2 separate regions of the Mus musculus genome follow, and region 1 is linked to region 2. Evidence: chromatin loops called from intact Hi-C (ENCODE). Cell type or tissue: gastrocnemius. All regions are shown on one strand. Each heading gives the region's core, and the rest is flanking DNA. Links, peaks and the distances in the headings are about the cores only. Region 1 holds the start of Nkiras1 (NFKB inhibitor interacting Ras-like protein 1). Region 2 overlaps Thrb (thyroid hormone receptor beta).

Region 1 (11,237 bases), core at 5,452-7,951, 250 kb after region 2:
AGGAAAGGAAGAAGGCTTTCTCCCACAATCCCTTTTGTGGCTCCTCCTCCCACCCCGGCGACCCTCCTTCCGGTGGGGCATTGTAGCCGCACTGTGCCTCTTGGGGCTTGTAGTCCCGACATCCAACCTGGTGGGCGGAGTCAGGCTGGGACAGCCCGCCGCTTCCGGATGCTCTCCCAAGCTCTCAGCAGTGCTCCTGAGCTGCCAAGGCTGCGGAAAGTGAGAGGCGGCGAGTTTGCTTACGTCACGTCAAGGGGCCGGAGGAAGCAGGTCGGGGACCGGCTCCAGAGGGACGCCTTCGGACCGCGGTGACCTGCGTGCTGCTGTCTCACTGCCCTGCAGTGTCAGGTTGGTGTTTCCACCGGCGCCTCGCTCCGTGATCTCGGAGCACAGTGACCGCAGGACGGCCGTGACTTGGTCGTAGGCGAAGTGGTACGCGTGGACCTTGCGTGTCCTTAAGGCCGGCCAGGGACTTTGGACTTGCGCGAACCAGGCTAGTGGGTGGACTGTGGTGCCCGTCCCCCTCTGAATTTTCCGAGGTGCCCGGGGACTTGATTTTATAGGCGTTTTTAGGATAGCAAATTGTTCATTTGCCATGACCCGTTTCAGGAAGAAATGCTGGCATTCTGCACTGCGTTCTTTATTGAGAAGTAATGGTGTATTGGAGTTTTTGTAGTTCCAGAATTTTCTATTTTCATACAGTTGTGTGGTTTTAATAAACTACGCTTGTTTGTGGCAAAGGTTTTGGGAATCATGTTTACCTTTTCCATCAATCTGTGGCTCTTCTTATCTTTTAGAATAAATGGCAGCTTTAGCATTTTAAGAGTCCTCACCTGTCCTATTTAAAAATTCAACAGATGTATTGCTTAATATGCGTGGAGCTCAGTCTCAGCTGCTGGTGATGCAGCTCAGACAACATACAAGTTCTAGCCTTGGGAGCAAGCGTTAACACTATGCTATGTATTGCTTTTGATGCCAAGTGTAAAGGACACACATTGAAGGAGTGGAGGGGTATTGAGCGGTACAGTGTCTCAGCGTCCTGGCAAGTGGAGCCTGGACGAGGTGGGGTTGGGGTGCGGGGGGGGGGGGGGAGGGGCAGTAACTGACTTTTTTCTCTTTTAAGCACATCTGGTGGAGCTTGCAAGTTAGCATGGAGTGAAGGATATGAATTCTTTTAGGACAGTCTTCAAAAATTTTTTAACGTTTATTTTTAGGCTATGTGTGTTTATTTATGTGTGTTTACTTGGATGTATGTTTGTGCACGACCACCTTTGTACCTGGGGCCCACTGAGGTAGGTGGAAGTGGTTGAAAACTTCCATGTAGGTGCTAGGAACTGAACCCTGGGGGCTCTGCAAGAGCCGCCAGTGTTCTAATTGCTGAGCCTCCTGGATGATTTTTTTTTTTTTAATAATGCTGAAGAATAAATTACAAGTCTGTGAGTGTAGTTCAGTAGTAATGTGTTTCATTGATGTGCAGAGACACCATGACCAGGACAACTTTTATAAAGGAAAACATTTACTTTGGGGCTGGCTTACAGTTTCAGAGGTTTAGTCCATTATTATCATAGCAGGAAACATGGCAGCATGCAGGCAAACATGGTGCTGGAGAAGGAGCTGAGAGCTCTACATCTTGATCTACAGGCAGCAAAGAGAGGTGTGCCTCACTGGGCATAGTTTGAGCATGGTAGATCTCAAAGCCCACCCCCACCCCACAGTGACACTCTTCCTCTAACAAGGCCTTACCTCCTTTTTTTTTTTTTTTTTTTTTTTTCCATTTTTTATTAGGTATTTAGCTCATTTACATTTCCAATGCTATACCAAAAGTCCCCCTTACCCACCCACCCCCACTCCCCTACCCACCCACTCCCCCCCTTTGGCCCTGGCGTTCCCCTGTACCGGGGCACACAAAGTCTGCGTGTCCAATGGGCCTCTCTTTCCAGTGATGGCCGACTAGGCCATCTTTTGATACATATGCAGCTAGAGTCAAGAGCTCAGGGGTACTGGTTAGTTCATAATGTTGTTCCACCTATAGGGTTGAAGATCCCTTTAGCTCCTTGGGTACTTTCTCTAGCTCCTCCATTGGGAGCCCTGTGATCCATCCATTAGCTGACTGTGAGCATCCACTTCTGTGTTTGCTAGGCCCCGGCATAGTCTCACAAGAGACAGCTACATCTGGGTCCTTTCAGTAAAATCTTGCTAGTGTAAGGCCTTACCTCCTAATAGTACCTTTACTCTTTGGGTAAAAGATTGAAACACATGAGTCAGTGGGGCCATACTTATTCAAACCTCCACAATGTGCTTAGTAGTTAGGAATCAGAAACCAAACCTCAAGGTTTTAAGTTGGGGTACAGATCGCTGAGAGGAAGGGTTAAAAGACAATACAGAATACCAGGACTGAAGGGACTCTGGCCAGCTTGAGTGTATTGAGCGTGGCAATGGAAGAAGACCTTGCCTTTCTCTCCCATTCCCTCTGCCTTTCTAAAAACCATTAGATTACATTTCTAAAGCTAGCCACCAAGATCTAGTACCGTATTTGGCCACTTCCTTCTTCTGAGGCTATCAAGACTATCAAGGTCCAGGTATCAAAGTATTGAAGTCAAAAGGCCACTTTGGCTCACCTCATTAACATGCCCAATTAAAATTAAACACCTCATCCTAATACCAGATTATCCCTTATCCCTTTATAAACCACCATTTACCTATGATGTCCAATTCCTCTCTATCCAGAGGCAGTCCTTTGCCTCTTCAGGACAGAGACCCATCCTTCCTCTCCCTTCCTTTCCCCTCCCATCCTTTACCTCCTGACTTTGTCTCTATTCCCTACCCTCTGTTCCTCTGGGGTAAGTAAATCTCCTTTGTGTTAGAACTTGGTCTTGGGGGTCCAACAGACAAAAACAGCAAGCAGTATTCTGGAATCACAGCTAAGGAGCTAGGAAACTACTGAATGATTCTGAGAATGAAAGTTAGATTTTGCTGGGTGTGGTGGCACACGCCTTTAATCCCAGCACTTGGGAGGCAGAGGCAGGTGGATTTCTGAGTTGGAGGCCAGCCTTGTCTACAGAGTGAGTTCCAGGACAGCCAGGGCTACACAGAGAAACCCTGTCTCGAAAAAACCAAAGGAAAAAAGAAAGTAAGTAAGTTAGATTTTAAAATTCTAACTTAGATGGTTTGAGGCTAAAAGAAAAGAGAAAAATGGATTAGAGAGACTAGTGAGGTTATGTTAGTTTCCCTAACAGCAATTACATATTTTAAATTTATGTTTATTTGTGCATTGATGTTTTTTCCTGCATGTATGTCTGAATGAGGGTGCCAGATCCTCTGGAACGGAAGTTACAGATATTGCGGGTCCTCTGGAAGAGTAGCTAGTACTCTAACTGCTGAGCCATCTCTCCAGCCCTAGCAATTACATTTTAAAATTTATTTTTCAGAGATAAAATTTTCTTTCTCTATTTTTGCTATGTAGTTTTAACTGCCCTAGAAACTTTATGTGTAGACTAGGCTAGCCTCATACCTTCAGAGACCCTCCAAGTTAACTCAGGTGAGGATGTTAATGGCTCAAATAAAACACTTATCATTTTACAGTTTGTAGATCAGAAGCATCACTAGGATAAAAATCATGGTGTCAGGAAGAAGAAAATCAGCTCAAGGTCCCCCTGCATCCCTTGGCTCCTGGCTTCCTTCATGTTTTAGTCAGTCAGTCCCTCTCCTCTAAAACTTGACTCATAGACACTTGTGCCCAGATCACAACCCCAGCCTTTGGCTCCGTGTCTCAAGGTTAATCCAGCCACACATGCTGTGATGGTTATTCCCAGCTGTCAGCTTGATTACATCTGGAATGAACTTCAATCCAGGAATGGAGGACATAGCTGTGGTCCAGATCTTGAGGCTGGAAGACACAGGCTTTTGATCCAAATCTTGACATGGAATGACATAGGCTTTTGATCTGAATCTTGAGGCCTAGTGGCTATGAAAAGCTTAGGCCCAGGAAGGTGGTACACACCTTTAATCCCAGGAAACTGAAGCAAGCAGATCTCTGAGTTCAAGTCCAGCCTGAGACAGAGCAAGTTCCAAATAAAGAACAGTTTAGGTCCAGGTTTGGTGGTACACACCTTTATTCTGGGCCGTGCTTTCTGCTGGAGGCCTACACAAGGACATTGAAGAAGGAGGACTCACTCTTTTCCACCTGCTTGCACTTACCTGCCAGCACACCTGTTGGAGTCTACTTCATGATTCCAGCTTATACAGAAGACCAGCTGAAATACCCACCTTCGTGAGGCTGAGCAACTTCTAGATTCTTTTTTTTTTTTTTTTTTTTTAAATTTATTTATTATATGTAAGTACACTGTAGCTGTCCTCAGACACTCCAGAAGAGGGAGTCAGATCTCGTTAAGGATGGTTGTGAGCCACCATGTGGTTGCTGGGATTTGAACTCCTGACCTTCGGAAGAGCAGTCGGGTGCTCTTACCCACTGAGCCATCTCACCAGCCCAACTTCTAGATTCTTGAACTTCCCATTCACAGCTGCTCATTGTTGACTTAGTTGGGCTGCAGATTGTAAGACATTCCTAGAATTTCCCTTAATACATAGAGACATTCTATAAGTTCTGATTCTGGAGAACATTGACAGGCAAAATTCCTCTTAAAGTAAATTCTCAAAAAAGTTTCCAGGGTTAATTTGGGAGCATCGTTGGAAGACCATTTCTTTGGGGAACTGGAGAGATGGACTACTGTTTTAAAGCACTGGCTGTACTTTCAGAGGACCCTAGTTCCACTACCCACATGGCAGCTCACAACTCTTTAACTCCAGTCCCAGGGGGTACTGGGAATTAAACTCAGGACCTCTGTAAGAGCAGCCAGTGCTCTTAACCAAGAAGCTCTTTCTATGTTTTTGCCTCCGAAGTGCTGGAATTAAAGGCTGTGCTACCATGCCTGTTTCCATTTGACTATGCACATGCATGCCTGTGTGAGCAAGCCCACGCGCAAGCATTAGTGCTTTGCCTGTATGTCTGTGTAAGGGTGTTGGAAACTCTGGAACAGAGCATTGTGACCTACCATGTGGGTGCTGGGAATTGAAGCGGGGTCCTCGGAAAGAGCAGCCGGTGTTCTTAAACCCTGAGCCATCTCTCCAGCTCCCCATTTGACACTCTCCCCCACACAGGGTTTCTCTGTGTATCAGCCCTAGCTGTCCTTTGTAGACCAGGCTGGCCTCAAATTTACAGAGATCTTGCCCTTTGAGTGCTGGGATTAAAGACATTTTAACATTTTTGTTGCCTTTAATGAACCATTTTTCTTTTTACCTTAGCTGTTGATATCTTGTCTTCTAGAAAAACAAAAGCCTTGAGGAAAATGTTACCTTACTAATGGTAATCCTCCTGCCTCAGCACTTTTCTGTTCTAGAATGCTGTATTATAGGAAGGAGCAAGCCATGCCTAGAGATGGTTTTTTATCTACTGTGCATGGAACTGAGACCGATCCTCCTCTGCCTCCTGAGTACTGGGGTTACACACACCTCCATTTGGGTGGTGTTATAGTCTATCCAGATGATCTCTGGCAATATATAAAAAACCTCTAACAGTGATCTCTCTAAGGGAGCAAATAGCTTGGGGACCAAAGTGTGGTAAGAGGACCTTATTCTGTATCTGGAGTTCCCCCTGTATTACTGGTTCAATGTAAACTTTAAGAGAAAGGATTTATTTCAAAGTCTCCTCATTCTCTCCACAGTGCTGCCCTAGGAGAAGATGGGGAAGGGTTGCAAGGTTGTCATTTGTGGGTTGCTGTCTGTTGGGAAAACTGCAATTTTGGAGCAACTCCTTTATGGGAATCACACTATTGGTAAGATTATCTTTCTTAGTTCCTTTCTAGATTCTGAAGCTGGTGGAAGGTGCTTGTTGCTCATACTAACTGGTGTAAAAGAGCAAGTAAGGACAAGTAACTTGGGTTCTGCTGACATCCAGCAGTGCTTGCTAAATGTTCTGTACATGTTAGAAACAAATGGTAAGTAGAAATGAGTCGTATGAAAATGGGATCCTGTGTACTTGTCTCAGACGTGGCTCTAGGAATCATAGGGTCTCTGAGGTAGCAACATCAAGTGACAATATTCTTCAGACATAGATAGCATGCTGATGCTGCTAGTTAGGCTTAAAAATGAAGAAATGGAGCCGGACAGCGGTGGCACACGCCTTTAATCCCAGCACTTGGGAGGCAGAGGCAGGCGGATTTCTGAGTTTGAGGCCAGCCTGGTCTACAGAGTGAGTTCCAGGACAGCCAGGGCTACCCAGAGAAACCCTATTTCAAAAAACAAAAACCATAAAACCAAAAAAGACAAAAACGAAAGAAAGAAAGAAATGGCTGTTTGCTACAGTATGACCTAGTTTGTAAATGGGAATTCTCTCCTTCATTTATTCCTTTAACGAATAAGCTGTTTCGTCATCTCTGTATCACACTGCATGTTATGGTGCTTTGCCGAGCTCAGGTGAAGAAGATGGCATTTCTGCTGTTAATGAGGTCATGGTTTTGGTAAAGAAGATAACCTGTGGGTTAAAATGAAATGAAGTTTATGCAAATACAGAGCTGAGCATTTCTCTCTGGCAGGTACACATTTTATCTTTTATTAACCATTTTGGTGACCCACCTTTCTGTAGGCCAGGCTGATTTGGAGCTCCGAGACCACCTGCCTCTGGCCTCTGAGTGCTGGAAAGGAAGGCGTGTGATATCTCCACCACTGACACCACCTGGCTAAGAAATCATTTTTTTAAGATTAAAGAAAATTATTGTATGTTTGGGTGAGGAGGGGGCATGCATAAAGATTAAAGGGTAGGGTCTGGAGAGATGGCTCCGTAGTTAAGAGCACTGACTATACTCTTCCAAAGGTCCTGAGTTCAATTCCCAGCAACCACTTGGTAGCTCACAACCATCTGTAATGGGATCTGATGACCTCTTCTGGTGTGTCTGAAGACAACGACAGTGAGTTCAGACTTGAAAAAAAAAATTAAAGGGTGACCATTTGGAGCTAGTTCTCACCGACCTTTCAGTGCGCCCCAGGAATTGAACTCAAAATACCACCAAGCTTGAGAGCCACCTTGATGGTCCAAAACATTTTTTTAGAAAAGCAAGACGCATTTGGATGAGTAAGTACCTTTCATTTTGAAGGAATTAGTAGACATGTGGTCATTCCATGTGGTGCAGGGAAAACCTACAAAACCAGCCTCAGAAGCATGGGAGCTGAGAATAACTGTCTCACTCTCTACCCTTAGCTGGCCTAGAGTTTATAGAACTCCGCTTGTCTCTGCCAGTGAGTGTTGCCCGACTGACCCTGGCTCCTTAATGCAGGGATGGAAGACTGTGAAACGCTGGAAGACGTGTACATGGCATCTGTAGAGACAGACCGTGGGGTGAAGGAGCAGCTGCACTTGTATGACACCCGAGGCCTGCAGAAAGGCGTGGAGCTGCCAAAGCATTACTTCTCATTTGCTGATGGCTTTGTTCTTGTGTATAGTGTGAATAACCTTGAGTCCTTCCAAAGAGTGGAGCTTCTGAAGAAAGAGATTGATAAGTTCAAAGACAAAAAGGAGGTAAGTGGCTGTTTAGTTACCAGGTGTGAAGTCTGATGCTGTTAGAGTGGTAATGTGAATTCAGTGTAGTTTATACATTTAAAGCTGTTCAGTTAAACTGACTGTCTTAGTCAGGGTTTTACTGCTGTGCACAGACACCATGACCGAGGCAAGTCTTATAAAAACAACATTTAATTGGGGCTGGCTTACAGACTCAGAGGTTAAGTCCATTATCACCAAGGTGAGCATGGCAGTATCCAGGCAGGCATGGTGCAGGCAGAGCTGAGAGTTCTATGTCTTCATCCAAAGGCTGCTAGTGGAAGACTAACTTCCAGGCAACTAGGGTGAGGGTCTTAAACCCACATCCACAGTGACACTTCTATTCCAACAAGGCCACAGCTCCAAATGGTGCCACTCCCTGGTCCAAGAATATACAAACCATTACACTGGCAGTATCTGCAAACACAGTGTGCATAACTGGCCAGGCCCATGAAGCACAGTGCTTGCCCTTCGTCTCTTGCTGTCCCTCTGTGTTACTCTGTTCAGGGTATGTTTCCTAGCTCCCTAGCTCAGGTACTGTATAACTCAGTCGTGTGGGGGTCATTTGTCTCATCTTCAACCTCGACACATACACACAAAAGCTTAGTGAGTCAGCACCAGCTCCTCCCTGTTTGCCACTTTCTTGCTGCTTGGAATTCACTAATCTCAGATCTTCTTTACATGTCACCTCAGCTCAGTCAGCAACCTCAGAGCCGTCCAGCACCCACGTTAATAGTCTGCTCGATGGCTTAGCCCAGATTCTTACATTTTATATATTTGTTTGCTTTGTTTTTGTTTTTGTTTTTGTTTTTGTTTTTTTTTTTTTGAGACAGGGTTTCTCTATATAGCCCTGGCTGTCCTGGAACTCTGTAGACCAGGCTGGCCTCAAACTCAGAGAGATCGTCCTGCCTCTGCCTCCCAAGTTCTAGGATTAAAGGTGTACACCACCATGCCTGCCTGGCTGATTGGCCATCTTTTAAAAAATATGTTAAAAACTTAATTTTAATTATGTCTGTGTGGGGAGGTGGGAGGAATTATATGCACGAGTGCAGGTGCCTGTGGAGGCCAGAAGAGAGCCATGTTGTCATATTTGTCACATCTGAGGGTTCCCCTGACAGCCGAGTATTAAGGCTTCATACTTGGTAGGTAAGTTCTGTACTTGCCCAACTTTTTAGACAAGGTTTAACTAGATTGCCCAGACTGGTCTTGAACTTGCAATCTTCCTAGTTCAACTCCAGAGCAGCTGAGTTTACTGCTTTCGTTTCCTCAACATCATCTAAACAAAGCAGTTTGCTAAATGGAAGAGCAGTAATTACTTATACAGTTTTCCTGTAAGCTGCTATGGATGGTTACTATTGTGGTCTTTGGTCATTTTTTGTCCAGGTGGCAATCGTTGTGTTAGGAAACAAACTGGACCTTTCTGAGCAGAGACAGGTGGATGCTGACGTGGCACAACAGTGGGCAAGAAGTGAGAAAGTCAAGCTGTGGGAGGTGACAGTGACAGACCGGAGGACACTGATTGAACCCTTCACTTTACTGGCCAGCAAGCTTTCTCAGCCCCAGAGCAAATCCAGCTTCCCTTTGCCTGGGAGGAAAAACAAAGGGAACTCCAATCCCGAAAACTGAGTCAAGCCTTGAAATGTCTGTAGCCTGGCATGAGGTTACGATTTAACGTGGCCCTTCTCAGATCACCTCTGGGCCTAATGGAACCCCTAAGTGGTAATTTAATGCACTTTCTAATTAAGTTAATTACTTTATAATTAACCTAGTTTATTGCTGTTGGACATTATTTTTTGCCTTTATTTGAAACCTGTTCTTATTTTGTTATTTATTCTGCACTTGTCAATAATAGCAAAATAAAATTTAGAGTATGCAATATACCATGGGAACTCTTCCAGCTTGTCAGGACTCTCATACTCATTGTAATTTTATGCAAATGCCTTATCCTTCCATAAACGCATGAATAACAGGGGTGGCTGGGCTCGCTTGGCAAAGCGCCTTCCCCACTGAGTCACAGGCCCAGAACTCTTGTCTTACACAGAGCTAGAGAGATTGCTCAGCAGGTAAGGCCGACGCCTTGCAGAACTTGTAGCACCTTTAACAGATTCCAAGGGATCCAGTGTCTTCTCTTGGTTTCTTCAGGCATTTCATACACTTAGTGCTCATATATACAAGCAGAGAAAATCACTCATACACATAGAATAATATCTAAGGTTAATCATCTAAGATTATAGAGCTTGGCAATTGCTTTGTGTACTTAAATTGTCCCAATAACAATCTGGATCTCTAAATTCTCATTTTACAGAGGCTTTGCTGAACAGAACAAGAGTGGTGGTTTTGTTTTGCTCTATTAAGTATTAAGATCTTAGGGTTAGGACGAGGTGCTTTTGTATTCAGCGCCCTGATTTTATTCTATAAGCTAGGCCTGTGCTGGTGATAAAATTAAATACTAGAGGGTCTTTTGAAAATGGCTAGGCTGGAGAACAGGGAAACATCCCTTTTCTTCTAATAACCTTGCCATATACAATAAAATGCCAGAAATAGAGTTACCATTAGTTTTCCATATTAATCTGAGTTTACAATTTAATTTATGGAAAATCTTTTAAAAAAGATTGCCAACCCTATACAAAGAACTAGGAAATAAGTTGTTTAGTGTTTTCAACTGTAAATAATCTTTAACCATTTAACTGAAAAGCAAAATATGAAACAAGGTAAAGAATGCATTAAGTACGGAACCTTCCTTCAACCATGAGCATTGCTGCTGCTTGCTTTTCTGTTGGTACTGTAGACTGAACTCAAGCTGTATCATTAGCCTTTTTAAGGAAGGGTTTGTTTGTTTATTGGCTTTTCGAGACAGGGTTTTTCCCTGTAGCTCTGGCTGTCCTGGAACTCATTCTGGCCTTGAACTCAGGAATCAGCCTGCCTCTGCCTCCCAAGTGCTGGGATTAAAGGTGTGTGCCACCACTGCCGGGCGAGAAAGGGTCTTAATAAATTACCCAGGCTTTGAACTTGGAATCTTTGTGCCCAGACACCCTGAATACTGGGACTACAGCCACCCGGTTTGCCCTTCATCCCACTAAACACTGGCTGGTTGGAACTATGTAGACCAGGCTAGCCTTGATCTCAAGTCCTCCTCAGCTGGGATTAAAGTTCTGTACCATTATACACAGTCTTGGCCAATTCTTTTTTTAAAAAAACATACTTTTTTGGTTATCTCTCAGGTTAAGTCAGCCCGCCCTTCCAGGTACTTTTCTCTCAGCTTTGTCTTCTGATATATTTTATATAGATCCTGCCTGGTGTTTCTGTTTTTTCTTTTGGCTGCATTTAGATCTTGTGCTTTAATATACGTGGAATTGTTTATGTAATTAAAATGCTTTTTGAGACTGGGTGTCATGTAGCCTAGGCTAGTCTCAAACCCAGTGTGTAGCTGAGGATGACTCTGAACTTTAATCCTCTGGCATCCAATCACCCTGGGATGAAGGTGTGTGAATGCTACTATGCTCAGCGTTCACTTGACTGAGGCTGGAGCCATAGCCAGCAGCAGTGCTACTGAGTCACTGAGCCTGCTCTGCAAGATGAGCACCAGCTCACCAGAGTGGCTCATTTCTCCTGTGTCTGCTGCCACTTCATCTGCAGATCAGAAAATGCT
Region 2 (11,237 bases), core at 5,010-7,509:
TGCAGTAAAATACCATGACCAAAGCAACTTGGGGAGGAAAGGGTTTATTTCATCTTATACTTTCAGGTAAGAGTTCATCACTGAGGAAGTCAGGACAGGAACTCATGCAGAGCAGGAACCTGAGGGAGCTGATGTAGAGGCCATGGACAGATGCTGCCTACTGGCTTGCTCCCTATGCTCAGCTTACTTTCTTACAAAACCCAGGACCACCAGCCCAGGGATAGACACCTGAAATGAGTTGGGCCCCTCCCCATCAATCATTAATTTAAAAAAGTACCTTGCCAGATCATACAGAGGCATGTCCTTAGGTGAGGTTTCCTCCTTTCCCAGCTTGTGTCAATTTGATGTAAAAACTAGCCATCATAATGGCCAAGAAGGCACGACAGTAGGAGCAGGAGGCAGCTGGCAGCCACACTCAGGAAGTTGCAAAGAGACAGGAAGTGGAAGCTTGACTATAAACCTGGTAGATTACCTGCCAGTGACCTACTTGCTCCAGTCACACTCCACTTCCTGAAGGTTACATAACTTTCTCAAACAGCACCCCAGGGAGTGTGGAGTATGTGAAACCATGAGGAACACTTCCCATTCAAAATAGAACTACTGGCTTCTTCCTTGCCTTGAATGTTTCTTCTTCAACTCCATGAACGGCTGTCTCTTTGACATTCTTCAGTCCAAAGCCTTGACTACTTTGCTTGTCACCAGGACCTTGGTGCCCCCTGTCTCCTGACCATGGTGGACATGTCATCTCCAGGCTTATCACAAACCATAGTTCTTCAGTGAATTTCTTTTTCTTGCCTATCATCCCTTACCATGAGGCAGTTTATCTTATGAGAGACATTGTTCACTGCTGTAATCTCAGCATCAAGAGTGAAATCTGGCCTATAGTATTTACTGGATATGTGCTGGCAAGGTCATGTATGAACAAGAAAGTGGTCTGCCCTACTTCATCCAAAGGCCTGGTGCACATCAGGCAGAAACACAAAGGCTTTGTCCTTTCCCTTTGAGAAGGCTCTATCTTTGATAAGTGCCTATTTAACTATGAAAAATAAGAGTAAGAGATGTTCAGTGCCATAAAAGTGACCCCTACTGGCCACTATGAGTATGCAGAGAAGATCAACATCAGTTCAGATGAGGTCATCTAGCAAAATGTCTAGGAGTAGACAGAATTCAGTGAGCAGAGACAACAGACTGAAGTAGGGACTTCAGAGGAATGAAAGATCCAGAGAGAGAGATGCAGTAGAAAAGAGAGGCAATCTGTGGGATAAAGGTGGTAAGGTCAGATATGCTAAGCCAGGTGGGTCATTGAGGGCTTAGAGGACAGAAGTCAATGCTATTGCTGGAATGCCCTCTGAGCAAGCTAAGGCAGCTAAGCAGGCCCTCTCTCCACAGGTAAACACAAGCTGATGCTGGAGCTTGGTATCAGGGCACAGTTACATACTGGGCATAGGATCCTTAGTACCCAAGACAACTAGTCACAGTAAGCTAACAGATTCATCACGAACCCAGGAATGTGCAGTCCTTATGGGTAAAAATCTACAGGGAAGCCACATAGGTGTTTGCATTCTGCTGTCTCATTTCTCTGTACCAGGAGGCAGCTCACCTCCTCACACATTCTTCTTCTTTTCCCTAGTACCCGAGGTCCATTATGGAAACAAACTCTAATGATACAACAGCATGCTTTTTTTTCTACTCTGCTGTTTATTTCCCTTCAGAAAAGCCTGTGAAGTTACATCTAAGCTGTAATTTTATCGTTACCATATTCCCTTGCATGATTTTCCTCAGTCTTTCAAATCATTGGTCACAGGAAGTGAGTGCCCTGCTTTTCTACTAGCAGATGAAATGGAAACTGGTAGTCTGAAGCATTGTCCAGGACACTGGGCTGACCATTTCGATAGTCAGATTAGACCTACCCAGTGGATGTTTGAATGTTTGGGTGCTGGGGAGATGTTCAGTTGGTAAAGTGCTTGCTATGCAAGCATGAGTATCTGGGATTAGGTCTCCAGCACAACACATAGGCAGAGTATATTCCTGAAATCCCAGCATTAGGAAGACAGAGATATTCAGATCCCTGGAGCTCACTGGATAGGCCGGCTAGCTGAATCAGTGAGTTCCACATTGAGTGAGAGACCTTGTCTCAAAACATAATCTTGGTCCTTTCAGCAAAATCTTGCTGGCATATGCAATAGTGTCTGCATTTGGTGGCTGACTATGGAATGGACTCCCGGGTGGGGCAGTCTTTGGATGGTCCATCCTTTCATCTTAGCTCCAAACTTTGTCTCTGCAACTCCTTCCATGGGTATTTTATTCTTGTAAGGCTATGCCAGTGCCTGGCAAATACAGAAGTGGATGCTCACAGTCATCTATAGGATGGATAACAGGGCCCCCAATGGAGGAGCTAGAGAAAGTATACAAGGAGCTGAAGGGGTCTGCAACCCTATAGGTGGAACAACAATATGAACTAATCAGTACGCCCCAAAGCTCGTGTCTCTAGCTGCATATGTAGCAGAAGATGGCCTGGTCGGCCATCACTGGGAAGAGAGGACCCTTGGTCTTGCAAACTTTATATTCCCCAGTACAGGGGAATGCCAGGGCTAAGAAATGGGAGTGAGTGGGTAGTGGAGCTGGGCGGGGGGGGGGGGGGTATAGGGGACTTTTGGGATAGCATTTGAAATGTAAATGAAGAAAATATCTAATAAAAAATTAAAAAAAAACATAATCTGGGAATAAAAAGATGACTCAGCAGTTAAGAACACTGGCAGATCTTCCAGGGAGACCTAGGCTCAATTCCCAGCACCCACGTGGTATCTTAAAACCATCTGTAACTCCAGTTCCTAGGGATCTAATGTCTTATTCTGGTTTCCACGGCCACCAGACATATATATGGTGCACATGCACACACACACACACACACACACACACAAACATATGCACATATAATGTATGCATGTAGGTAAAATATCTGTAAACATAAAATAAAAATAAATACATTTTTAAAATAAACTAAAATTTATTAATGAGCAGCAGTATCTAGAAAGAAACTGAAGAAGGCACCTGATGTCAACCCTGGCTTCTACATGCACACATATGACATGACATATACCAATGCATATGTACACACATAGGAACACATATATACTCTACATATATTCGATAAATTTAACGCAAAACTCCCTACCTTGTCAATATATGGCCATGTTTATTTAGCAGCTGACCTTCCTTCCTAACAGGCTTGTGAAGAAGACGGGAGGCAAGAGCAGCCTCCTTTTCAGGGGAAGAAGAAAATATACAAGCCAACAAGGATATTCTCTAGATGCAGGAATCCAAAATAGGGTTGACATTCATTTTTCCTTAGCTCAGGCAATGACAGAAAGTGGAACAGGAATTGTATTCATCATTAGTCTATCTATCAGATCTGTGTCTAGAAAAGCCATGTCACTGGTTACCTCAAATGCCCCCATTCACCACAAAAACATGACAGAACCCAGATCTGTCCATTCACTATCCCCAAAACAAGAAACAGCGACGATGACAAAACCAGATGGTCCTATAGGTAATTTCAACAAGGATGGCACTGCTCACATTTGCTGTGAACACACACATCCTTGAAATACTCCCCAAGGTTTGCAGGGCCTGGCTGCTCCTGTGGCTCCTGATACACAGGCAACTTGAGGATAAGAATTATCTGCTGTCCTATGAGGTGTAACCACTGACAGAGTGTAGGGAGAAAGATGGTTGCTGCTGCAGTGCTCCAAGCTGAATTTGCTCAGTGACATCCTGGCATCCTCAGAGTGGCTCCAGACTACCAGTGGCAGCACATCCCACAACATCTGTGGAAAGACAGATCCTCTAGTTCCACCTGGTTCTAGGTTCAGACCCAATAGGTGAAGCCTAGAAATCTGGAATACAGTGAAGTTTGGGGCCACAGTGTCTTATGTTCCACCTACCACTCTCACTCCCCACTCCCCACTCCCACCGCTGGGTGTTTGGAGAAACCAGGTCTTCTTCACATAGTATTAGACAAAGATGGCTGCCATCCCACACCCATGAGTCTCTGGTGTTTTGGGTGGCATCCACAACACCTAGAGGATGCTTGAAGACACCACGTGTTTCCAGGTGTCAGAAGGTGAACGGGTGTTACAGACATGCTTCCCTTTCCTGCTTTCGGACTTATTCAAAGGCCTAGACTGCTGTGAGCAACATGGGATAGAGAAGTCGAGGCTGACATCCATGTGCTGTTAAGCCATGTGTATCATGTATTATGTTAATATATGTTAATGCATGGTATCACAAAGACAAGAATGGGCAGTAAAGAGGCTTGTTCTCATGGAAAATATAGAAACAGCACAAAATAACCCTAGTGGAGAATGCTCACTGAAGACAGGTGGCTTGTGGATATGGGAAGTCTACCATGCACAAATCACTTAAGGCTGGGCTAAAACCATGCTTCTGAATAATCAGGTCCAAAAAGGACTGAGAACATCCCCCAAGTGATAACCATTTCACTGTCCACTCTTCCCAGTGCAGTTGTGGATTGTCTTCGAGCAAGTAAACAGCAAAGAACTCTGGGGACATAAAAGATAAGCGGATGTCCCACCTGCCCTAATGTTTGCCCTGTTTGTACAACTGAGTTTCCTGCAGGGAGCTGAGAGATTGTCACCCTCAATGCTCAGCAGAGAACACCTCAAACTGGAGTTCACATTTAGAAGCCCGAGGGCTTGTTAGGGCTCACCAGCTGTGTGCCTCCATTACTGTCCATGTGTCCATTACTTTCCCAACACACATCCCAGAACACACAGTGCTCTGAATGTGCCCACCAGTGACCTAGAATTCTTACTACAGGCCTAAATATGACCCTTGTGCCAGCAACATATACCTATCTCTCTTTCTTCCCCGCCTCCCTCCCTCCCTCCCTTCCTCTTCCCACTTCTTCTTTTCATCAACAATCCTATGAGCATTATCCCTTGTGGGGGGTGGGGATAGGGGTATTAAAGCAATGGCCAACGTATACACATTTGGTCAAAGCCGTAATTGATGTGAAAATTATCCACTTTGTCAACACACAGGGGCAACCAGAAGAAACAGTCCTTTAGCCCTACCATATGATGGCTGTAATAAACCTAGGTTTCTTCAGCTTTGCTGAAATTGTTCTCACTTCTCCTCTTCAGCCAGAAGACATTGGACAAGCACCCATCGTGAATGCCCCAGAAGGTGGCAAGGTTGACCTGGAAGCCTTCAGTCATTTTACAAAAATCATCACACCAGCAATTACCAGAGTGGTGGATTTTGCCAAAAAGTTGCCCATGTTTTGTGAGGTAAGGACATGGCTCTTCTGTCTGGGTCACTTTTCTTTATAGCTCCATTTCCAAGAGTGCAGGGTATTGTTTAACAGCAATCAGGAGAACTCCATGCTAGGAAAGCAGAGTTGGTACAAAGTGAGAATGTCTGCCAGGGCTGCAGCTCAGTGGGAGAGCACTTGCCTTGTATGTCTGACCTTGGATCTATTCCCAGTACTGTCAAAAGAAAAGGTCTGGTTCCCCAATTGTGCCTTCTCTCTACAGCCATTGCTGGGTGGGGGACAAAACTAGCTTATTTGCTAATTTTAGCAAAAAAATTATTAGCAAAATTGCTGCAGTTTGAGCTTACATCAATAGCCCTTCTACAGAATATCCCAGAGATGGCTATGTGATCAGTTCTTAATGGAGAAGAATTGAAGCCAAATGGCCCTCACAGCAAGACTCTCGCTGTCTCTGTGGGGATCTCTTCTTCCCTAGGAGCTTGATCTCTCTGGAGCCTGGAAAGCTCACCCAACAGAGCCCATGCTTTCCCTCAAAGATACTTCCTCCCTCTCTTAGCACATGTTTCATCTCACCTCAGCTTACATCCTGTATCACTTTGACAGTGCTATCCTATAGCAGGTGAGAACAGAGCCACTACAGGGAATGCGCAAGAATCCTGGACATGACTGTCTGACCTGAGTCATGTCATCTTTGAGATTTACACTGGTGTCTCTTTAAAGCAGTTGGCATGTTCAGATAGGAGCATACAAATAGAGTGTTGTCCTTCTGCCCTACCTGAGTGACAAACACTGCACACATCTTAGCTACTGATGCTGTTATTTCTTCTCTTTGTCTTTCTGGAACATTCCAAGTAGGGTAGGCCAGCTCCAGCAATTCCCCTGTCTCTTCCTCCCCTGCCCTAGGATTACAAGTTGCTACTACCACCACCACACCTGGCTTTAGAAAGTAAAAACCCATGGATTTTGGGAACAGGGTCAGGTTCAAGCAGCATATCCTGACTATGCTGTCTTCCGGGCTCAAGTTCATCATGACATTTCCATCTTGCCTCTGACTTTCTGAATCTAATAGGGCTGATGGTATCCTCTGTGGAACATCTATCTCCCTTTGCAAAATTCCATCAGGTGTCAGACCATTGCTCTCACACCTTCAAGGAAGCCCAGAGAGTTAGCATATAGATACAGTACAGACTGTAGTGAACCTCTTCTATAAGCTTTGAGAGTAGTGTATAGTTCTTCCTCAGCTGAGAGAACCAAGTCTCCTTGTCTAGGATGAGCATCTGCTGCCTTAACTGCCAGCTCATCTGTGCTGTGAGTTTACAGTAAGGACAGCCCAGCTGCAATGAGGGTGAATCAGATACTGGAGGGGGAAATGTCTTATTGCTTACTTTTGAGCATCCATAGAATCCATACCCAGAAGAACAGAGCAGTAGCCTAAGGATAGGAACTGAGACGGAGAAAACACTTTCTTCCTTCTGACTTCTAATATTTTTAATTAATATTTATGATCATTCTAGATGATGAACAAATAGTACCATTTCTAATTTCCTTCCTATTGTTTGGGCAAACTTAGCCAAAAGTAATTTGGGGGAAGAAAGGGATTATTTGACTTACACTTCTAGGTCTGCTGAATGATTCTTCTCCAGAGTGGGATCAGCAGTGTGTGAGCATTACCTGGGATCTTGGGTGACAGTAAGGATGAGAGCCACATAGAATCCTAGAGGAGCTGGAACAGGTGCCTTTCTGTCCTCCCTGCTGTCTGTAACCTAGCTCAGCCTTCCTCCTTCCAACTCCCTCTTAAGTCAGGCATCTAAGGATATAATTAAAACAAGTCAGGACTTAAACAAAAGCAAATCTTTAATGCGTTATCAAATAGAATCATTAGACATAGAAGCCTGTTTCTCATAGAGAAATAAAAAGTTTAAGGTTGAACTTTGAATAGGCTGACTACTGAACAGAAGTAGACTTCTCAGTGTCTTCCAGCAGGATTGCTTTTAGTTGCATAAAGTAACCTAAACTGGACTAGTCCAGAGTCCCCACCTCCAAAAAGAAGCTACAACAGTTTCAGGGAAGACTTAGACATTATGTACAATTTACATAGTCTTGCATGGTTTACGTATTGAGATGTGTTGGCCTTGAATTGTGATAGAGATAGTTTCAAATCCCAGCCTTACCTACAAAATATCCCTATGCCAGGCATACTAGCACACTGAAGTCTGAGTGCTTGTTTATCACATGTGTGAATGAAACTGGAATTCAAATGTTTACCTAACTGTGAAGTTCAACTGAGATGACTGTAAATTTTGACAAGAAACAGAAGATGTAACAGTCATTCAGACCCATTCAAATGACATCAATATTGAATTCTTGAACTTTTTCTCCAACCCCAGAAAATAATTTTCTATTTTTACTATTTTGCCACACAGAGTTCTGTTGTAAAGTTTTATTAGCCCATTGTCATAAAACCTAAATAGCATGGTGACCAAATAAGCTTTAAATGACCCTGAAATCTGAGCAGAAAGAGCTAGCTTGTCCATTGACTCTGGTATCTAGGTCACCAAATATAGAAACCTGGAAGCCAGGACACTGGATTCTGGCTTCACCTCTGCCCTGGATTTGCTGGTTGACAACGAGCAAAGCTTGTACTGCCTTAGTCACTTGCATCTGGCACCTTCTAAGGAAGTTTTGTACTTCCTGAAAAGCTCAGCTGCCCACTGACCAGCAGAGCTACACACAATAAAAGAAGATGAGTCTTGAACTCTGCTCAGCCGCACTTTCAAGTAAAACTCAGAATGAAGGGCTGACTGATGGAGACTTCTGCATTACTATAATACCAGTTGAAGACCTGTGCTAAAAGAAATGTAAACTGCTGAAATTAACCAGCCTGGAGATTTAAAAACAGTGATTGAGGGGGCTGGAGAGATGGTTCAGCAGTTAAGAGCACTGGCTGTTCTCCCAGAGAACCCAGCACCAACATGCAGCTCACAACCACCCACCCATACCTCTAGTTCTAAGGATCCAATGACCTCTTTGGGTGCATAGACATGTGTGCAGTCAAAACAGTCATAAACATTTTTTTAAGTAGTTGTAGTCTGAGCATGTTATTATATACCTGTAGCTCCTGCATTTGTGAGGCAGAGGCAGATTCCCACTACTTTAAGTCCAGCTTAGTCTGCATAGTGAATTCCAACCCAGGCAGAACTACATAGATTGTCTCAGAACAAACATGGCTGTAAGTGTCCCTCCAGGTAGAGAATGAGAGTAAGGACCTCAGGGGATACAGACCTAGGTTGGCCACCAAGGCTCTGTGGTTGCTTTTCCAACACCCTAGCTGGCACTCATCCTCTGTTCTGTGCTTATGTGTCTGCTTCTTTTCAGCTGCCATGTGAAGACCAGATCATCCTCCTCAAAGGCTGCTGCATGGAGATCATGTCCCTTCGAGCTGCTGTGCGCTATGACCCAGACAGCGAGACTCTAACTTTGAATGGGGAAATGGCAGTGACACGAGGCCAGCTGAAAAATGGGGGCCTTGGGGTGGTTTCAGATGCCATCTTTGACCTGGGCATGTCTCTGTCATCTTTCAACCTGGATGACACTGAAGTCGCCCTGCTTCAGGCCGTCCTGCTAATGTCTTCAGGTGAGTGTGCTGAGATTCTCAAGGGTGTGAGAAGAGCTTCTTGGGGTGGGGGTGGGGGGCCTAGTGCTAATTCACATCACTTAATGGGTTGTCTGTCTCCCTTTAGTTTCTGAGAAACTTATCTGGCTCTCTTGCATCCAGAAACTAGAAGGGTCAATTGACAGAGAGCTGAATGAGGGGTTATCTAGGGTCTGAGGCTCTATAGCTCTGACTAGCTTGGAACTCATTGCATAGACCACACTGGCCTCTAACTCAGGTGCTCTTTGAAATTGTTTGTGGAAACACTTATATCTGAGGCATTTCAGAAGTGTGTGTTGCCTTGGCCTTCGATTCTGACAGAGCTAGCTAGCTACATGTCCCAGCCTCACTTGTAGAATATTTGTATTAAGTCCCAGCCAGCATCTTACCGTTCAGCTGCCTAAATTTACATATCTCCAGATAAAGTTGAAATTAAAATATTTATCTCACTGTATTTTTGTGAAGACTGACTAAGGTAACTAAGTCTTGGTATGATGCCCAATTTGGATAGGGGAAGGTGGGCAGGGGTAGCTGAAGCCCTGTGAAATGATCCCATTTGCAGATAGTTCATCAACCCCTGCCTGTTTGTGCCTTTGCAGATGCTAGGTATAGATGTGAGAGATAGTGCCATCCTATGGATCACTTGGCTCAAGTTTTAGTTTCCTCTTACTGAACAGCACACCAACCCAAAACTGGCTTAAGGCATCTGAGACTGCCAAAGCTAGAGCTGAACATGGCTGCAGAGGTTGCTCCCAGCAGCCTTTCCTCTGAAAGAATACTCAGACCCTTACATGGCTGCCAGGTTCCAAGAGGGAGGGCTTCAAGCATGTGAAAACAAAAGCTGACCAGACTTAAATCCACGGCCACATTCTATTGACCAACTAGCTCCAGCTCCAGCCCACTCAACAGTGACCTCACCAGTCACCCACCAGGGAGGACATGATGTTGTCTTTAACCTACCACCATCTTTTTAACCAATATCTATCAGAACTCTAGCTCCCAACAGTGGAGGTTTAATGACAGAGCTGATCCATCCTCTTTTTATTTACATCATAATAAATAATTGCAAAGCACACTGTATTGTTTAAGGGCATTTAGTCTTAAAATACAGAAAATTGATTCAGGCTCTCCTCTTCATTTCAGAACAGGTTAGGTTTTTATTTCTTTAGCACTTGTCATTTTCTGACACCATCAGCTAGTTACACTTAGAGGTCATAGATATGTCAAGCCAGTGTTCAGGAGGCTCCAAAACTATTTACCAGGTATGTGGCCAAACGTCCACAAAACCTGAGTCACAGATATCTTCAGAGTTCTTTACTGAGCTGAAACTTTCTAAGTATTTTTAAATTGATCTAGAAATTCATTTCCTACATAAAATTTAGATATGGCAGATATTTTTAAAGCAGTAATATTTAAAATTATGTTTGTGGAAAATTTCAAATGTAGACAGAATGGCACACTGAACTCTTTGGGTGACTTTGGAAAGACTCCAGGGGGTTCCATTTTCCCAATACCTACTGTTCTCACCCTGGTGTAACACCCTCCCTATGACTTGCTTTTAACCAATAGAACCAACATATTCGCTGTTACCTCATGAGATTCTATATGTAACATAAAATTATTGCAACCAGACTTATTCTATCAGGGCCTTGGGGACTTTGAGAGATTGACACGCAGGTGGAGAAAGTTCTCACAGTGGGGGAACTGCACAGCTGGTATCCAGGCTAGAACCAGTGGTCACGTGACCCTGAGTGTTTTAGGGAAGAGAGAGTCCTCAGGGGAATATGATTTGGTGCCTCTCTAAGGGCCACCTTTGTGATACAGCCTCTCTAAATTAAAATAGAAATTGAACATATGTGGGAATCAAAGTCATGGAGGGAATGAAAGCAAGTTTTAGCTAAGTCATTATTGGTACAAAGACACATCTACATAATGTTGACTTACATAAATATTATAAAGGTGGCCCTTAGAGAAGGAAGCTATTTCTTCTGTAACATCTTCTAATTGTATGCCCTAAAGAAGGCAGAAATAAAGAATCAATGTGAGGCTAGTCTGACTTCTATACTGTTCCAATACTTACTACCCTTTTGAACACTTTTTTTTAACAAGAAAGTGTTCAAGGACACAAAATCTTCAGCAATAACCTTTGGCTTTAACAAAGAAACTTATTATTTAATAAGCTTTTCTGCAGGCTTTTGTTTTCATAGTCATCAGCTTATGGAAAATGGATTTTAATACTGTGTAATAAGATGTTTCCTCCAGAAAAAGTTAGTAAGAAGAGAGAATAGG

The links. Hi-C counts contacts between places; a loop is a spot of excess contacts. Peaks named below come from ENCODE experiments on the same cell type or tissue, not always from the same donor. Only the 100,000 strongest peaks of a DNase experiment are listed, where the experiment ranks them.
Region 1: a loop joins it to region 2, with 7 times the contacts of the local background. A loop is called at or near these places in 2 of 42 quality-filtered maps.

The regions. Positions count from the first base shown.
Region 1 is chr14:18,270,976-18,282,212 of GRCm38, forward strand. It overlaps Nkiras1 (NFKB inhibitor interacting Ras-like protein 1), which reads left to right and starts at 161. Exons shown (of 4, transcript NM_023526.4): 1 at 161-348; 2 at 5,721-5,831; 3 at 7,329-7,570; 4 at 8,972-11,237. The coding sequence starts at 5,738. The coding sequence ends at 9,214. Rpl15 (ribosomal protein L15) reads right to left here and starts at 11. Exons shown (of 4, transcript NM_025586.3): 1 at 1-11. In gastrocnemius, for the core only: no CTCF peak of the experiment used is centred there; no DNase peak of the experiment used is centred there.
Region 2 is chr14:18,021,472-18,032,708 of GRCm38, forward strand. Thrb (thyroid hormone receptor beta) reads left to right here. Exons shown (of 10, transcript NM_001113417.1): 8 at 5,166-5,312; 9 at 8,672-8,930. Among named protein-coding and RNA genes, the nearest start is that of Nr1d2, 210 kb to the right of the region's middle. In gastrocnemius, for the core only: no CTCF peak of the experiment used is centred there; no DNase peak of the experiment used is centred there; H3K27ac peaks cover 2,340 bases.